Regions from separate parts of the Homo sapiens genome. Here region 2 is linked to region 1. The links are chromatin loops, found by intact Hi-C in ENCODE. Cell type or tissue: chondrocyte. All regions are shown on one strand. Region 1 has its middle 39 kb from the start of UACA. Region 2 overlaps UACA (uveal autoantigen with coiled-coil domains and ankyrin repeats).

Region 1 (5,000 bases):
AAGTATCCCTTATGGGAAATGGGATTAACTAAAATTATCCCTTATGGGAAACGAAGGGATGGGCCGAAATAAAGGGGTGGGTCTGGCTAGTTATCTGCAGCAGGAACATGCCCTTAAGGCACAGATCTCTCAGGCTATTGTTTGTGGTTTAAGAACACCTTTAAGCGGTTTTCCGCCCTGGGTGGGCCAGGTGTTCCTTGCCCTCATTCCGGTAAACCCACAACCTTCCAGTGTGGGTGTTATGGCCATCATGAACATGTCACGGTGCTGCAGAGATTTTGCTTATGGCCAGTTTTGGGGCCAGTTTATGGCCAGGTTTTGGGGGCCTGTTCCCAACACCTGGTATGATGGAAGTGTTTAATAAGTCCAGGCTGTTAGGCCGGGTGCGGTGGCTCACGCCTGTAATCCCACCACTTTGGGCCGAGGCAGGTGGATCACTTGAGGTCAGGAGTTTGAGACCAGCCTGGCCAACAAGGCAAAACCCTACCTCTACTAAAAATACAAAAATTAGCTGGGCATGGGGGCAGATGCCTGTAATCTCAGCTACTCGGGAGGCTGAGGCATGAGAATCGCTTGAACCCAGGAGGTGGAGGTTGCAGTGAGCCAAGATCGCGCCACTGCACTCTAGCCTGGGCAACAGAGCAAGACTCCGTCTCAAAAAAAAATACAAAACAAATAAATAAATGCAGGCTGTTAATAATGATGATGATGACACTAAATATTTAGTAGTTGATGTTCATTTTTATCATCCTGGTCCCTTCTCCCTCATTGCCCACCCGCAAGGCAGCCACTAAATCTATTTTCTGTCTTTAGCGTCTCTCCTTCTCTGATACCTGCCACTGCTTCCCTACCACACCGGCTCCACCTTAGGCAGAATGTTCTCATTTCTTCCCTGTTCTTGTCTAGGGCTGGTCTCTCACCTAGACTCCTATCTCTTTTCTCACCTCTGAGGCTCCTTGGAGGCAAGAGCCATGCTTTACTCCTCTTAACCTCCTCCAGCACCAACTGAGTGTACATTAGGAATTTATTGAATAAACAGATGAAATAGAAAAAATAGATATAAGGATGGATGGACAAAATCATTGCATTATATGGAAATCTTCAAAAGCGTAAGATGTCTTATAAATCAGAGTGGTAGGCCAGGCACGGTGGCTCACGCCTATAGTCTCAGCACTTTGAGGAACTGAAGTGGGCGGATCACCTGAGGTCAGGAGTTTGAGACCAGCCTGGCCAACATGGTGAAACCCCGTCTCTACTGAAAATACAAAAATTAGCTGGCCGTGGTGGCAGGCACTGTAATGCCAGCTACTCGGGAGGCTGAGGCAGGAGAATCGCTTGAACCCAGGAGGCAGAGGTTGCGGCGAGCCGAGATCGTGCCACTGCGCTCCAGCCTGGGGGACAAGAGCGAGACTTCATCTCAAAACAATAAATAAATAAATAAAATAAATCAAAGTGGTAATGGATAATCAGGGATTTGGAAAAACAAAATTCTAATTATGGTGTAATCCCCAGAAGGTGTTTCTGAACAGAAAAGTAGCAATGGCTGCCAGGCGCGGTGGCTTACACCTGTAATCCCAGCACTTTGGGAGGCCAAGGCAGGCGGATCACGAGGTCAGGAGATCGAGACCATCCTGGCTAACACGGTGAAACCTCGTCTCTACTAAAAATACAAAAAAATTAGCTGGGCATGGTGGTGGGCACCTGTAGTCTCAGCTACTCGGGAGGCTGAGCCCAGAGAATGGCGTGAACCTGGGAGGTGGAGGTTGCAGTGAGCCGAGATCGTGCCACTGCACTCCAGCCTGGGCGACAGAGCGAGACTCCGTCTCAAAAAAAAAAAAAAAAAAAAGAAAAAAAAGAAAAGTAGCAATGGCCTAATCAATTATGTTAATGTGTTGGAGGAAGCAGATCTCCCAGAAGAAATGAGGTCTGCAGAGATGTTAGAAGGGGAATCAATGTCTGCAAGTGGTCAGTGTGCCTCTAGTTATGCTCAAGGGACAGAGGCGCTGGGCCTGAGGTCAGGGCTTTTCCCACTGCTGGAAAGAGCACTGTTGTGGGGCAGAGATGCTCCATCCGGCCTTCTTGACTCATGTGAAACATTCCCTCTGAGTCTTCCCACTTCCTTTCTTTTCATTCCATCCTTTTCACAGGACCAAGCCTTTCTGATGACTAATTTAGTCTGGGGAGCAGATAAGAATTGTCGTATCCCAGGACATCTTTGCATTTCATTTTGCTGTCAGTCTCTCATGAACATGGTTCTTGTAGGTCTGTTCCCAAGAGTCCAATCAGCTCTGGATGCACTAACGGCACTGAGTTTCTGGACCTACGAGGCTGATGACACCATGGAGCCATGGTAAACGCACTCTTACACTGCCCCAGGTAACCTGCTAGTCGACCAAATAGTCCCAAATTGTGAGCCTCTTCAGTATATAATTGTGTTCTCCAGTGACATAAATAATGCCTGGTTGCATCTACTCAAGGTGTTCTGCCTTCACTATCACTGTTTCTGGAAAATGTGACCTAACTCATTGGAAAAATTCCTTACCAGTTGTCTTGGCCCAACTAACATTCAACTTTAATAATTCTGCTTTTTTGGCCGGGCGTGGTGACTCATGCCTGTAATCCCAGCACTTTAGGAGGCTCAGGCGGGCGGATCACCTGAGATCAGGAGTTTGAGACCAGCCTGGCCAACGTGGTGAAACCCCATCTCTACTGAAAATACAAAAATGAGCCAGTCATGGTGGCAGGTGCCTGTAATCCCAGCTACTTAGGAGGCTGAGGCAGGACAATCTCTTGAACCTGGGAGGCAGAGGTTGCAGTGAGCTGAGAATGCGCTATTGCACTCCAGCCTGGGCAACAAGAGCGAAACTCCATCTCAAAAAAAAAAATAGTTCTGCTTTTTAAATTCATTGACCTGTGATTGATAATATGGAACAAGAATGGCAAATATTTAGCATATATATTGTCTCCACTCCTGCCCATGTTCTTTGCACACACCACTAATGAATTTGGCTTTCTATTCCATTTGTTTTGTTTGTTTATTGTTGTTGTTGTTTTTGAGATGGAGCCTCACTCTGTCACCCAGGCTGGAGTGCAGTGGCATGATCGCGGCTCACTGCAACCTCCGCCTCCCAGGTTCAAGTGATTCTCCTGCCTCAGCCTCCTGAGTAGCTGGGACTACAGGTGTGCACCACCATGCCCAGCTAATTTTTGTATTTTTAGTAGAGACGGGGTTTCACCATGTTCGCCAGGCTGGTCTCAAACTCCTGACCTCAGGTGATCAACCCACCTTGGCCTCCCGAAATGCTAGGATTACAGGAGTGAGCCATTGCACCCAGCTGCCTTTCTTTTCCATTAATTTAGCTGTCAAATTCTTCTTATGGCAGTCATCCAAAAAGACACTACCAAAGTCGATAGATGAGCTATAACAATATTTACCATTTCTGACTTAAAGGTTTCTATTAATTTTCTAAAAAGAAGTGGCATCCCAGTGATCTATTACTCCATAACACACAAAAATTCAGTGGCTTAAGACTACAATTTTACTTGTTCATGATTCTAAAGGTTAGCAATTTGGGCTGAGCTCAGCTGGGCAATTCTGCTGACTTTGTCTGGCTACAATCATTTGGTGGTTTGATGAGGACTGGACGCTCTAACATGGCCTCATTCACATGACTCGCCGTTAGAGCTGGCTGTTGACTGGGCCAGGTATCTGCAGCAGGCTCACTTAGACTTCTTCACATGATATTTATGTTTCAGTGTATAAGTGCATTTCAAGTCCCTGCTTATAATGTGCTTGTTGGCCGGGAGCGGTGGCTCATGCCTGTAATCCCAGCACTTTGGGAGGCCGAGGCGGGCGGATCACCTGAGGTCGGGAGTTCGAGACCAACCTGACCAGCACGGAGAAACCCCATCTCTACTAAAAATACAAAATTAGCCGGGCGTGGTGGCACATGCCTGTAACCCCAGCTACTAGGGAGGCTGAGGCAGGAGAATCGCTTGAACCTGGGAGGCAGAGGTTGCAGTGAGCCGAGATCGTGCCATCGCAATCCAGCCTGGGCAGCAAGAGTGAAACTCTGTCTCAAAAAAAAAAAAAAAATGTGTTTGCTAAGGTCCAATTGGCCAAAGCAAGTTATGTGCTGGAGCCCAGAGTCAGTGTGAAAGGGACTCCATAAGCACATGGATTGAGAGAGGCATGATTTGCTGGGAGCCATTATGGTCAGATACACCCCAGACAGGATGGTACTTTGTTTATCAGAAACTTCCTGAGTGCTTACTATACTGTGCTTGGCACTGAGTATAAAAAGACAAAGCAATTGGGAAGAACTTTGAAGAATGGAAAAGCTCTAACTTGTTGGAAAGGGGGAAGAAGAACACAGCAAATGCCCTAGTGGAATCACTGTGGGTGAAATAATCCTCGTGTTTATGTATGTGTGTGTGCCAGAAAAAAGGGGAGTGCTGAATTATTTAGATAATTTCTTCTATTCGCCATTTTATGCAGATTTGTTCGGTCTAGGTTGAATGAGGAACTCTATTGCTTTCCATTGGGATAAGTGTTCCTTAAAGCTTTTCTTCAGACTCTTAAAATATTGAAAACAATTGCATAAGTGTATCCTTCATGACCACAAAGAGCTACTTGAGATTATTTTTTTCCCCTAGAAACTTGGCCAACTCTGAGACTGAGGCCCAGGCTTGCTAACTCTGATATTTCCTCCCTCTCTGCATTCCTGCCACCCACAGCTGCTCCAGTCCAGAATGAAAGTTCAGAGGCCAAATACTTACAATCCAAACAGCCTCTCCAGCAGTGATGGCAAAGAGACAGCTTCACTTAGGAAAACAAACAATCATGCCTTCCATTTATATAGCTCTTTAGCTATTTTTTTTTCAAGAAATATTCACATCCTTTCTCTCATCAGATTATTCCCAAAACTGAGGTGGGCAGGGCATGTTTTAACTGACGGGGAAACTGAGGCCCAGACAGGCGAGTTGACTTCTTCAATGGG
Region 2 (5,000 bases), 100 kb after region 1:
CTACTAGTATACATACAGCAGGTAGACTTTTGAGTCAGGCAAAATTCTGAAGAACATGTGTTTTAACTAAAGTGCTTTTTGAGGAGTCCAGTGGATTTGTAGGCTGGTAAAGAAAGACTTGCGGTGTGGGATGTGCAGGAGTATGTGTGAAGAAGGATCTTTTATCGACCATGAGCAGTAGGATCTGTTTGCTCAGTTGCAATCAGCTGAACCACTCATGGGCTAACTGCCCTCATCTCAGGTCAATAGATACTTGTTATCTGAATGTGGATAGTTTACTGGGGAACAATGTTGCTGGTAAATGTGTGTTACAGATCTAGCCTATTTAACAATTTAGTCCAAGAGGAAAGAGGATTCATGAAGCAGATGTGGATTCTGGTTCTTAAGATGGGTGAGAATCTAGTGACTGACTACCAAGTTACTTATTGAAAAATTAGTTTTATAGTTTCAAACCAGACACAGAAGAAACCTTAGATATAGTCAAATTAGAGGGGAGCTGAGGAGACAGGCAGTAAGCTAATAAACAGATAAACATCTGATGTAATGGCAGATACTGATGAGCTCCCTGCAGAAAAGTAAAACGGTGCAAGGATAAAGAGTGGTGGGGTAGAGTGGGACACGGGGCCGTTTAGATGTAGAGGTCTGAGAAGCCCTCTCTGAGGAAGTGACATTGGAGAAGAACCTGAAAGTAGGGGAGGGAAGAACCTTATAGGTACAGGGGACAGCAAAGGTGGGAATTTGCGTAGGGCTCTTGGGAAATAGCTATGAAGGAAGGTGTGAAAGCAGGCACAGAAGATTAAGCCACAGAGGCTGGGGAGGTGGCAGGCAGCTCAGGACATCCATAATACTAGGACACACAATCCTATCTCCTGAACATGGGCCGCTCCTTATATGGCTTTAGTTATTTGTTACTGTTTTCCCTCTTCCTTCGCCTTTGCTGTCCTATTTCTAGAAAGAATGTGCTTGCTTTGTTACCCAAAGGACAAGGTCTGAGTTCTAACAAAGATTTCCTCAAAGAATGGTGACACAGACTGGGCGGAGTCTCTGGGTTTAGCCAAATGAATCCATTGTGATATCTCGTGGTTTGGGGGAAAAAACAATCATTGTTTCAAAAATGAGATATGGTATATGACCCTTATATATTTTATAATTAGAATATGGGCCTAATGTTGTAAATTTAGTAGGAAACAGATTTCTTGTGGAAGTACATAGCAGAATTTTTAACTGGCAGCATGATCTATAATATAGCAGCTACTTCCTTCCTGTAAACACTTGTGTTGGAATGTTTTGCATTCCCATGAAACAATTTTCACAAATGTGTCTTTTTAGAGGAAGTGTAAATTATTCTCATGCTATTGTGGTAATGAGAACATGGTTAAAAAACAACAACAACAGCCACCACAAAAAAACCACCCTGAATTTGCACCGGCCTTGGTAATGTAAGAAATGTTGATACAAGTATGCTATCGTAGAGAATGCAGAGAAGTTATCTGCTTTGTCCCCAAATGGAGATTTTTTTAATAGTCTAGCTCGTTGTCTAATGTGTATTTGCCTCCTTTAGTGTTTAACCAGTTTTTTTTTTCATCCAGTGAATCCAGGTAATTTGACTTTTCACTGATAAAATATTTACTTGTTATATTAGGCAGGGTGCTAAACTTGGAAACTAAAAGTACAGAGTTAAATTTAAAATTTGTTGAAAAGTATGCATCACTATGTATTCTATTTAATGTTTTGGCAGTGCCTCTGGCTCTTCTCATTTAACATGCTAGGAGACAGACTGGCAGCAGTTGTAAGCTGAAACCTGGTTGTATGCAGAGAGACTGATAGGGGTACAAAATAAAATGGAGAAAATTTGAAAGTGTTACTGTGTGTGCGTTTCCTTAAATTAAAATGTGACACGTTTGCTTAAAATAGAATTTTATATTCTGTTTGTCAGGGCTATTATAACTTCATGTTAGATGATCCTAAGACTGAAACTGGTTTTAAATATTGTTCTGTGGAATAACCAAATTTGTCTCTTAAAATGTTGTCATTATGTCACACAATTGGTTTTTATATAATAAGCATGTTTTACAATATGTTTGAGTCATTTTCCCCAGTAGACCTGAAATTTATTACTCAGAGGAAAAGCATGCATTTACAATATATTCTTAGCTGCTCCTTTCTATCATTCAGCTGTCAAGTCCTATGGAATCTAAAGTAGAACTCAACCAATGGGAGACAGGCTCCACGCTGTTTACCGGACAATTCGGATGTGGACAGTTTTATCATGCACTGCAGCGTCTGTGTTGCAGTGTTGAGGCAGCAGGATGCAGAGTGCTGTTCAAGTTTTCCAGTGGGGTCCCTCAAAGGGACAACTTTGAAAGATAGCTAGCTTCCAAAGAATAAGAAATAGATAGAGTTACTGTACCTGACTTGGGGCTGCTCTTAATCAAGTTCTGCATTGCAAGGAAGATAATATTCGAGCGTTATGAAGGCGGAGAAGGATCCTGAAGACGAAGAAAATATCGTTAGAGATCCAAGCTAAGTGTAGCACAGCATGTGAGGGACTGAGTCACTTGTCAGGAGTTTGTCTGAGAGTTTGCTTTGTGAGCTTACAGAGATTTGTAACTTAATGCAAAGTAGTTTGCCATTAGCAACAAGAAACTAAATCCTGTCTATGATGAACTGTTGGTTTTCTTGTACTCCTAAGAACAGAGTAGGTATCCCAGTAGTCTAGTGTAACAAAAGATTCTTGGTTAGACTTTCTGAACTGTGTTCTTTTAAAATGCACTACTGTTTTATTAATTTGGTTTGCTTTATTGTTTTCTTCTTGATTAAGTTGATTAGCAGATTGGGGTTAGTAATAGTAAACAAAAGTTCTTTCTTTCTCTGGGTTTAAAAAGCACATGATAAAATCTTAATAATTGTACAGTGTTACTGTTAACTGACAGTGAATCAGAGCTGAAAATGGTGCTTGGTGTAGAACTGAAAATCATATGATAATGTGAGACTTTAATCACATTTAATTATCTTTAAAGAAAGCCTTATTTTTGGATTTTTACAACTTTGTGGTGATTTAAATGGCTCTTTTTTCCACCAGCAAGTTTACTTGGAAATAAACTGGAGATTGTTTTAATTGTAAGGATAGACTAATCAAATCTAGAACAAGCATTTGTGTGTTAAACATGATTTAATCCTTTAGGCATTTGAAAACACAATGTCTTGTAAGCTTATGTCCACGACCACTCCCCAAATTAGAGTCAGTAAACTGTTTTGTTTTTGTTTTAAAGCTTAAGAAAGGTGATGCGTAAAATGTAGCTTAGACTTGGAGCCCATAGGTAGGGTTATTCTGTACTCATAGTTGGCAGTTTAAACTTTTGAAGTTAGGAGGAAGTAGGTTCATCACCAAATTTAAGTAATTTAGAGACAATTCTGAAATCTGTGTAGGTACTTGAACCAGGTTCCATTAAAATATTAAATTTCAGAAGTGAGTTAAAATTTTAATGTATTTGTCTTTTTTTCATATTCAGTTTTCATATTCATTTTCTACATCAAGTATTTAATTTTACATTACTTGTTTAACAAGAAAGTTAGTGATGGTGATTTTTTTTAACTTTTCTTTTTTGGTTTATAGGGAATAGTAGATATAAAATTATATTGATCAAACATGTAGAGGATATACAGGTGATTCAGTTTTTTTCTCAGATTTGTTAGGGTATTTGTGGCCATAGGATTCATTTTGTAAGTTAAGTGAAAAATATCCAGATCTTTTTTTGTTCTAGAAATAATACTGGATTTAGCACAGAATTTACTAGTAAATTGGTATAATATTTTAAAAGGCTAAAATCTCACCTGTTTAAGTAACATGTATTTTAGTTCTATCTTCTGACATTTATGCTTATTGAGAAAAGATCTAGGTTATTGGCTTCAGAATACCTTGAATGTATTTTCTCTAAAGTTAGAGGTAACCTTGATACGATTAAAATGTATGTTATATGAGACATCCTTCTTAAAACCCCCACCTTTAATCTAAATACACATACACAGAATTTTTATTAAAATAAAAAACATTTTTTATAAAAACAATACATGTGGAATGTAAAAAGGGAGAAAATGAAAGTAACTTGTAATCTTAATATTTTTAGATGTTAAGCAGTTAATACTTTAGAGTCTGTCATTTTTAGTTTTTTCTATGTAAAAGTTTTATTTTATTCTAATATATAAACATAATGAATTGCTTTCTGTATAGAATGTGTGTGTGTGTGTGTGTGTGTATATATATATATATATACAATTTGCCTCCATAAATATATTTCCAACAGTACTTTTTAAATAAATGTCTGTGTTGGGGGGGGGTAGTTTCTTAAAATGTATGTAGAATTCCACTGCATCTAAGAGTCCTAGGAGCTATGTAACCAGAGCCAAATCTAAAAGTGTGATTTGAAATCTGAAAGGGTATGGGAAAAGCACACTGATTTTGGAACTATAGAAGTCATGGTTGGGCTTTTGAACACTTAAGACATTTACTGTCTCTGGGGCCTTGGCTTTTCTTATCTGCTAAATGGAGATGATAATTTTAGTTTACTAGGGTTGATTGGGACTTTAGTGCCTGGTACAGGGTAGGTGTTCAGTAGTTATTGATTTCCTTTTTTGCCTCAAAGGCAAAGAGAACTGGACAGAGAACAAAAGAAACATGCTTTCCCTCAAAAGTATAATTTTAAATGTTTCTTGTATATCATGTGTTTTGGGAAGATTTTATAACTCTGCTCTCCTAATGAAGTTAGCACAGAAGGGAGAAGGAAATTTGGAATGCAACTGGAAAATAAGTGATGTATTATGCAGTACTGCTTTCCTTTCTCTCTTTTTTCTTTCTTTAGAAAAATCTTAACTAATGTAGTATGCCATATTTACTTTTTTTTTTCCTTTTTGTAGCATGCAGCAGATTGGAATAAATATGATGACCGATTGATGAAAGCAGCAGAAAGGGGGGATGTAGAAAAAGTGACCTCAATCCTTGC

The links. Hi-C counts contacts between places; a loop is a spot of excess contacts. Peaks named below come from ENCODE experiments on the same cell type or tissue, not always from the same donor. Only the 100,000 strongest peaks of a DNase experiment are listed, where the experiment ranks them.
Region 2: it touches region 1 in a loop (2.4-fold over the local background); 2 of 110 quality-filtered maps call a loop at or near these places.

What each region holds. Positions count from the first base shown.
Region 1 is chr15:70,799,949-70,804,948 of GRCh38, reverse strand. No RefSeq gene overlaps it. Among named protein-coding and RNA genes, the nearest start is that of UACA, 39 kb to the right of the region's middle. In chondrocyte, no CTCF peak of the experiment used is centred here; no DNase peak of the experiment used is centred here.
Region 2 is chr15:70,699,575-70,704,574 of GRCh38, reverse strand. It overlaps UACA (uveal autoantigen with coiled-coil domains and ankyrin repeats), which reads left to right. Exons shown (of 19, transcript NM_018003.4): 2 at 4,915-5,000. Among named protein-coding and RNA genes, the nearest start is that of UACA, 61 kb to the left of the region's middle. In chondrocyte, no CTCF peak of the experiment used is centred here; no DNase peak of the experiment used is centred here.